Regions from separate parts of the Homo sapiens genome. Here region 1 is linked to region 2. A link is an interaction called in ENCODE POLR2A ChIA-PET data of the cell type or tissue named here. Cell type or tissue: K562. All regions are shown on one strand.

The links. ChIA-PET counts read pairs that join two places held together with the same protein. Peaks named below come from ENCODE experiments on the same cell type or tissue, not always from the same donor. Only the 100,000 strongest peaks of a DNase experiment are listed, where the experiment ranks them.
Region 1: POLR2A ChIA-PET joins it to region 2 with 5 read pairs; 3 of 35 experiments call an interaction of 5 or more read pairs at or near these places.

The regions. Positions count from the first base shown.
Region 1 is chr6:27,709,908-27,712,407 of GRCh38, forward strand. It overlaps LINC01012 (long intergenic non-protein coding RNA 1012), which reads left to right. Exons shown (of 4, transcript NR_038294.1): 4 at 217-315. It overlaps LOC124901291 (a long non-coding RNA gene), which reads right to left and starts at 989. Exons shown (of 2, transcript XR_007059534.1): 1 at 767-989. In K562, no CTCF peak of the experiment used is centred here; no DNase peak of the experiment used is centred here.
Region 2 is chr6:27,830,163-27,832,662 of GRCh38, forward strand. H4C12 (H4 clustered histone 12) reads right to left here and starts at 1,398. Exons shown (of 1, transcript NM_003541.3): 1 at 1,012-1,398. The coding sequence starts at 1,365. The coding sequence ends at 1,054. RefSeq lists enhancers at 849-958, 882-1,707. In K562, no CTCF peak of the experiment used is centred here; DNase peaks (open chromatin) are centred at 842 and 1,549; H3K4me3 peaks cover 1,528 bases.

The DNA of each region.
Region 1 (2,500 bases), 120 kb before region 2:
GTTGCTCTGGGTGAGTCAGTGAGTGGTGAATGAATGTGAAGACCTAGGACAATACTGTACACTACTGTAGACTTTATAAACACTACATTTAGGCTACACTAAATTTGTAAAAAATATTTTTCTTCAATAGTAAATTAACCTTAGCTTACTATAACTTTTACTTTACAAACTTTTAAATTATTTATTTATTTTATTTTATTTATTTATTTTTTTGAGATGGAGTCTTGCTCTGTCGCCCAGGCTAGAGTGCAGTGGCGCGATCTCAGCTCACTGAAACCTCTGCCTCCCGGGTTCAAGTGATTCTCCTGCCTCCGCCACGTGAGTAGCTGGGATTACAGGCGTGTACCACCATGCTCAGACAAATAAAACTGGAAAGATAGACTGAGGCTAGAATAAGGAAGGGCTTGGATGTTACCCCAAGGATTATATTTAGAGGTAATCAAAAGGAGTTAGGGGAGTTTCAAGCTGGGGAAGGGCCTGATAAACTTATTTGGGGGAGGTGCTGTTAATCTGGAGTCTAGAATGGTGGGGATAATAACTAGGGTCAGTTAAAAGACAATATAACAGAACTTAAGGCATGACACATTATGGGCATGCAGTAAGCATTTGTTAAATGAATAAGGAGTTAAACTATAGAGAGGATATTGGGGCTTGAATGGAAGACTTAAGAGAGTTTTAGAAACGAGGGATCATTAGGAATTGTCTTTGAAGGGCGAGAAGTAAATATGGAGAATTTAAAGAAACTCCTCCCTTTTTCCCCACTTACTTCTTAGGCGATGCCTCTTCATGGGTGGTGGATGAAGAAACTGAACAGGGCCATGATCCTTATCTGTAATTTCCCGGCTACCACACTGCTTTGGTGGTCTTCCCTCGTCTCTTCCTGGGTAGAAACAACTACCTGGAGATCCCAATGTTCTTGTCAGTGCACTTTTCATGGACTGCAGTGGTAAGACGATGTGTTGGATGCCCAAACACAAACCAAGTAAGTCCTGGATTTAAAAAGGAAGGGCTAAATGTCATTACTAACCTGAGCCTCAGTGCTCCCTCCCCTCATTTCCCTCACAACTACTTCTTCCTGCTGACATCCACCAAACTTTACTATGTGACCTTTAGAACTGGGGGACTCTGAAACCAGAGAGAGCCCTGAAAAGAACTTATACCCCTCTCTCTCTCTCTCTTTAGCCTACTTCATACTGGGTGGAATTTTTATGATTAGCGCCCTTCTCTCATTCTGCTTGAACTTTTTGTTGCTGACCTTCCCTCAGTTATTCCCTGAGACCCAGAAACAGTATATTTTCTGTGCATCCATCTGCATTGTCACAGGTAAAGAGAGGCAGGAATAAATTCCGAATGTCTTGGCCTTGGGGTGAGGGTGGAAGAGGCTTAATTAGCCTCTTAAAAAGTTTTCAGGAGAGTACAAGGGAAAAGGAGAAGCTAGGAGAAAAAATGGTCTGAAAGGAGGGAGAAGAAGAATGAGGGGAGGTGATGAAATAATTTGGTTCCCTGATCATAATACTACAGTTAAATCTTTAAGTATTGATAAGCTAATTAGCAGATTGATCTCTCCCTTCTTTTTTGGGGTTGACAAGTACTTTTGTGTTCTTCTCCTTACTTATGCACTATACACAAATTTTGAAAGTGAGTCAGGGACCTGACCCAACAAAAGTCACTTATAAGTTTCCTTACTTCATAAATTCATTCAGCTATGCTCTATTTCTGCTATCTGGTGAGTGATCATTGGATTCTGTGAGGCCGAAGCGGGAGAGTTAACCTCCCAGGAAGTGGATAAAGCTAATTTCTGGGCCGGGCGTGGTGGCTCACGCCTGTAATCCCAGCACTTTGGGAGGCCAAGGCAGGCGGATCACGAGGTCAGGAGATCCAGACCATCCTGGCTAACACAGCAAAACCCCGTCTCTACTAAAAATACAAAAAATTAGCCAGGCGTGGTGGCGGGCACCTGTAGTCCCAGCTACTCGGGAGGCTGAGGCAGGAGAATGGCGTGAACCTGGGAAGCGGAGCTTGCAGTGAGCTGAGATTGTGCCACTGCACTCCAGCCTGGGCGACCGAGCAAGACTCCGTCTCAAAAAAAAAAAAAAAAAAAAAAAAAAAGCTTATTTCTTTGGTCTTTCTTTTCTTTTTCTGTAAAGGTCTCATATATGTGGAAGCTATAGCAACACCCAGTCATGTAATCTACCCCTTTTTGTCTTTGATTTCTGATCATGAATGCTCATTCATCACTTCTTTGTTTTGTTTTGTTTTGTTTTGTGACAGAGTGTCTCTTCATTGCCCAAGCTGGGGTGCAGTGGCACTGTCTCAGCTGACTGCAACCTTTGCCTCCCGGGTTCAAGCGATTCTCCTGCCTCAGCCTCCCGAGTAGCTGGGATTACAGGCAGCGCCAACAAGCCCGGCTAATTTTTTTTGTATTTTTAGTAGAGTCGAATTTTCGGCATGTTAGCCAGGCTGGTCTTGAACTCCTGACCTCAGGTGATCTGCCCAACTC
Region 2 (2,500 bases):
TTGTCTAAGTGACGGCATGTAAGAATCAGGAAGGAAAGTTTTTTGTTTAAATACCAACAGGTTCCTTCCTTAAAGCAATTATTATTTTTCAAATCTAACCCACAAGGTGATAGTATCCTTAAACCAATTAAATCAGAATCTCGGGTTGGATAACCTCAAATATGACTTATTAGCACTTCCCATTAATCACTGGTCCTTCAGGCCTTTAAGTTTACTTACTAGGAATCTCACTTTTAATACCATCTTATCAACTTCAGTTGTAAATAAGAGAACACTCAAAGGCTGAGGAATTCTCAGCGGTAAAGCTCTGCCCACGTTAAGTAACAAAGGATAAGTTAGTCTTTGTTGTGATCACTTTGTTGTACTGATAAGCTACGTATTTCTACTCAAGGATTCAAATTCTCACCTTTCTCAAGAATTGGGCCAAAACCGATAAACTAAACTTATTTACGGTCCACTGATTAAAGGTTGTTGCATAATAAGTTCTTGCTATGTTCAGCAGTTGGATTCACAGCGCCAGAAACCTATAACTGCTTGACTTTCCTCCCCACTACACTGCGAAAATTGCCCCTTAAATGTAACTAACCCTAAAACCTCAACAGTATCGTGGCCAGGCGTGGTGGCTCACTACTGTAATACCAACATTAGGCATAGGCGAGGGGATTGAGGCCAGGATATCGAAACTAGCCTGGGAAACACACGGAGACCCGGTCTTTGGAAAAATAATTAGCCTTGCGTGGTGGTGGGCGCGAGGTTCCGGCTAATCGGGAGGCTACAGTGAGCCATGATGACACTGCACTACAGTCTGCGCGACGGCCCATGTCAGTAAGCTCTGGAGCACCTGAAACAAGTTGTGTTGGGTATTTTATTTACTGGAGAGCGATTAGTGACTGATGCCTACTTACAGCGACTAGAGACGCATGCTCCGATAGCAGCACAAACTCAGCAGGCGCGAACAAATGGTAAAGAGAAACTGGGCAAACAAGCATCACGGCTCCTCAGCTGAGAAAGTGGGGGCCCTAAAAAGGGCCTTTTGTTGATAGAAAGGGACGCTCAACCACCGAAACCGTAGAGGGTGCGGCCCTGGCGCTTGAGCGCGTAGACCACATCCATGGCGGTGACCGTCTTGCGCTTGGCGTGCTCTGTATAGGTCACGGCGTCCCGGATCACGTTCTCCAGGAACACCTTCAGCACCCCGCGAGTCTCCTCGTAGATGAGGCCGGAGATGCGCTTCACGCCGCCGCGGCGAGCAAGGCGCCGGATGGCCGGCTTGGTGATGCCCTGGATATTGTCGCGCAGTACTTTACGGTGGCGCTTAGCGCCGCCTTTGCCAAGACCCTTCCCGCCTTTGCCGCGGCCAGACATGACGAGCAAGAGGAGTCTCACCCAACGCTTTGTGAGGACTCTGGCCTGAGGCAGCGCCTTTATACGACAGTTGGCGGACCGAACTGAGAACCTGAAAGAAGTCGGCGGGAAGTCCCGCCCCGGTGGGGGAGGGGAAATCTAAAGGGCCAAACCGAAATAGGGGGAAAAAAAAAGCGAGCTTCTTGTTTCCGTGTTCTGAATTTTGTAACGTGCATAGTATTTTGTTACCACGTTATGAGGCTTTAAAAAATTGCTTTTGAACGCAGAAGATATACATCAATACTGTGGGAAATACAAGAAAGGACAAGAAATTAAGAAACTACAATGTTATCCCATCACACAGGCTAGTTAATCATGTATTTTGCAGAGCAGTTGCACATATTTTTCCAAGAAAATGTATACAGTGTTGTATATGGAGTTTTGTAACCTCCTTATATTGATTATAATTTAACCAATTTCTATTAAAGAGATAAAAGTGATGTTTTGGTGTCTATGTTTCTTAGGAATTATCAATAGTTATAATCAGTTCCCCAGCAATTTTTTAATCGGCTGTATTTTAAAAATAATGTTTTCCACATTCAACATAAATGTACTTTTTCTCTATACTTGGGACCAATATTGAAATTTATGATTTTATTACACCAAAATTTAAATTTTATTACATTAATATTTAAAATTGTATTAGAGGTCTCATGATTTGGTACTACGGGTCTCCGCATTATTTCCTTTCCAAATTTCCTAATCTGTTTCACCAAGGTTTCTGGACAACTTTAGAGACCTTTTGTGAAGTTTGAATAAAATCTCTTCGAGATTTTGATAATTGCATTAGCTTTAGGACTTAATTGGAATAGAATTAAAATCCTTAAAACAAGCTCTTATAACTAGAAAATTGGTGTTTGTAGGTTTTGTGTGTGGGGTTTTTTTTTTTTTTTGGAAGGAGTCTCGCTCTGTCGTCAGGCCGGAGGGCAGTGGTGCAATCTCGGCTCACTGCAACCTCCACCTCCCGGGTTCAAGCGATTCTCATGCCTCAACCTCCGGATTAGCGCGGACTACAGGCATGCGCCACCACGCCCAGCTAATTTTTTGTATTTTTAGTAAAGAACAAGTTTCACCATGTTGGACAGGATGCTCTTGA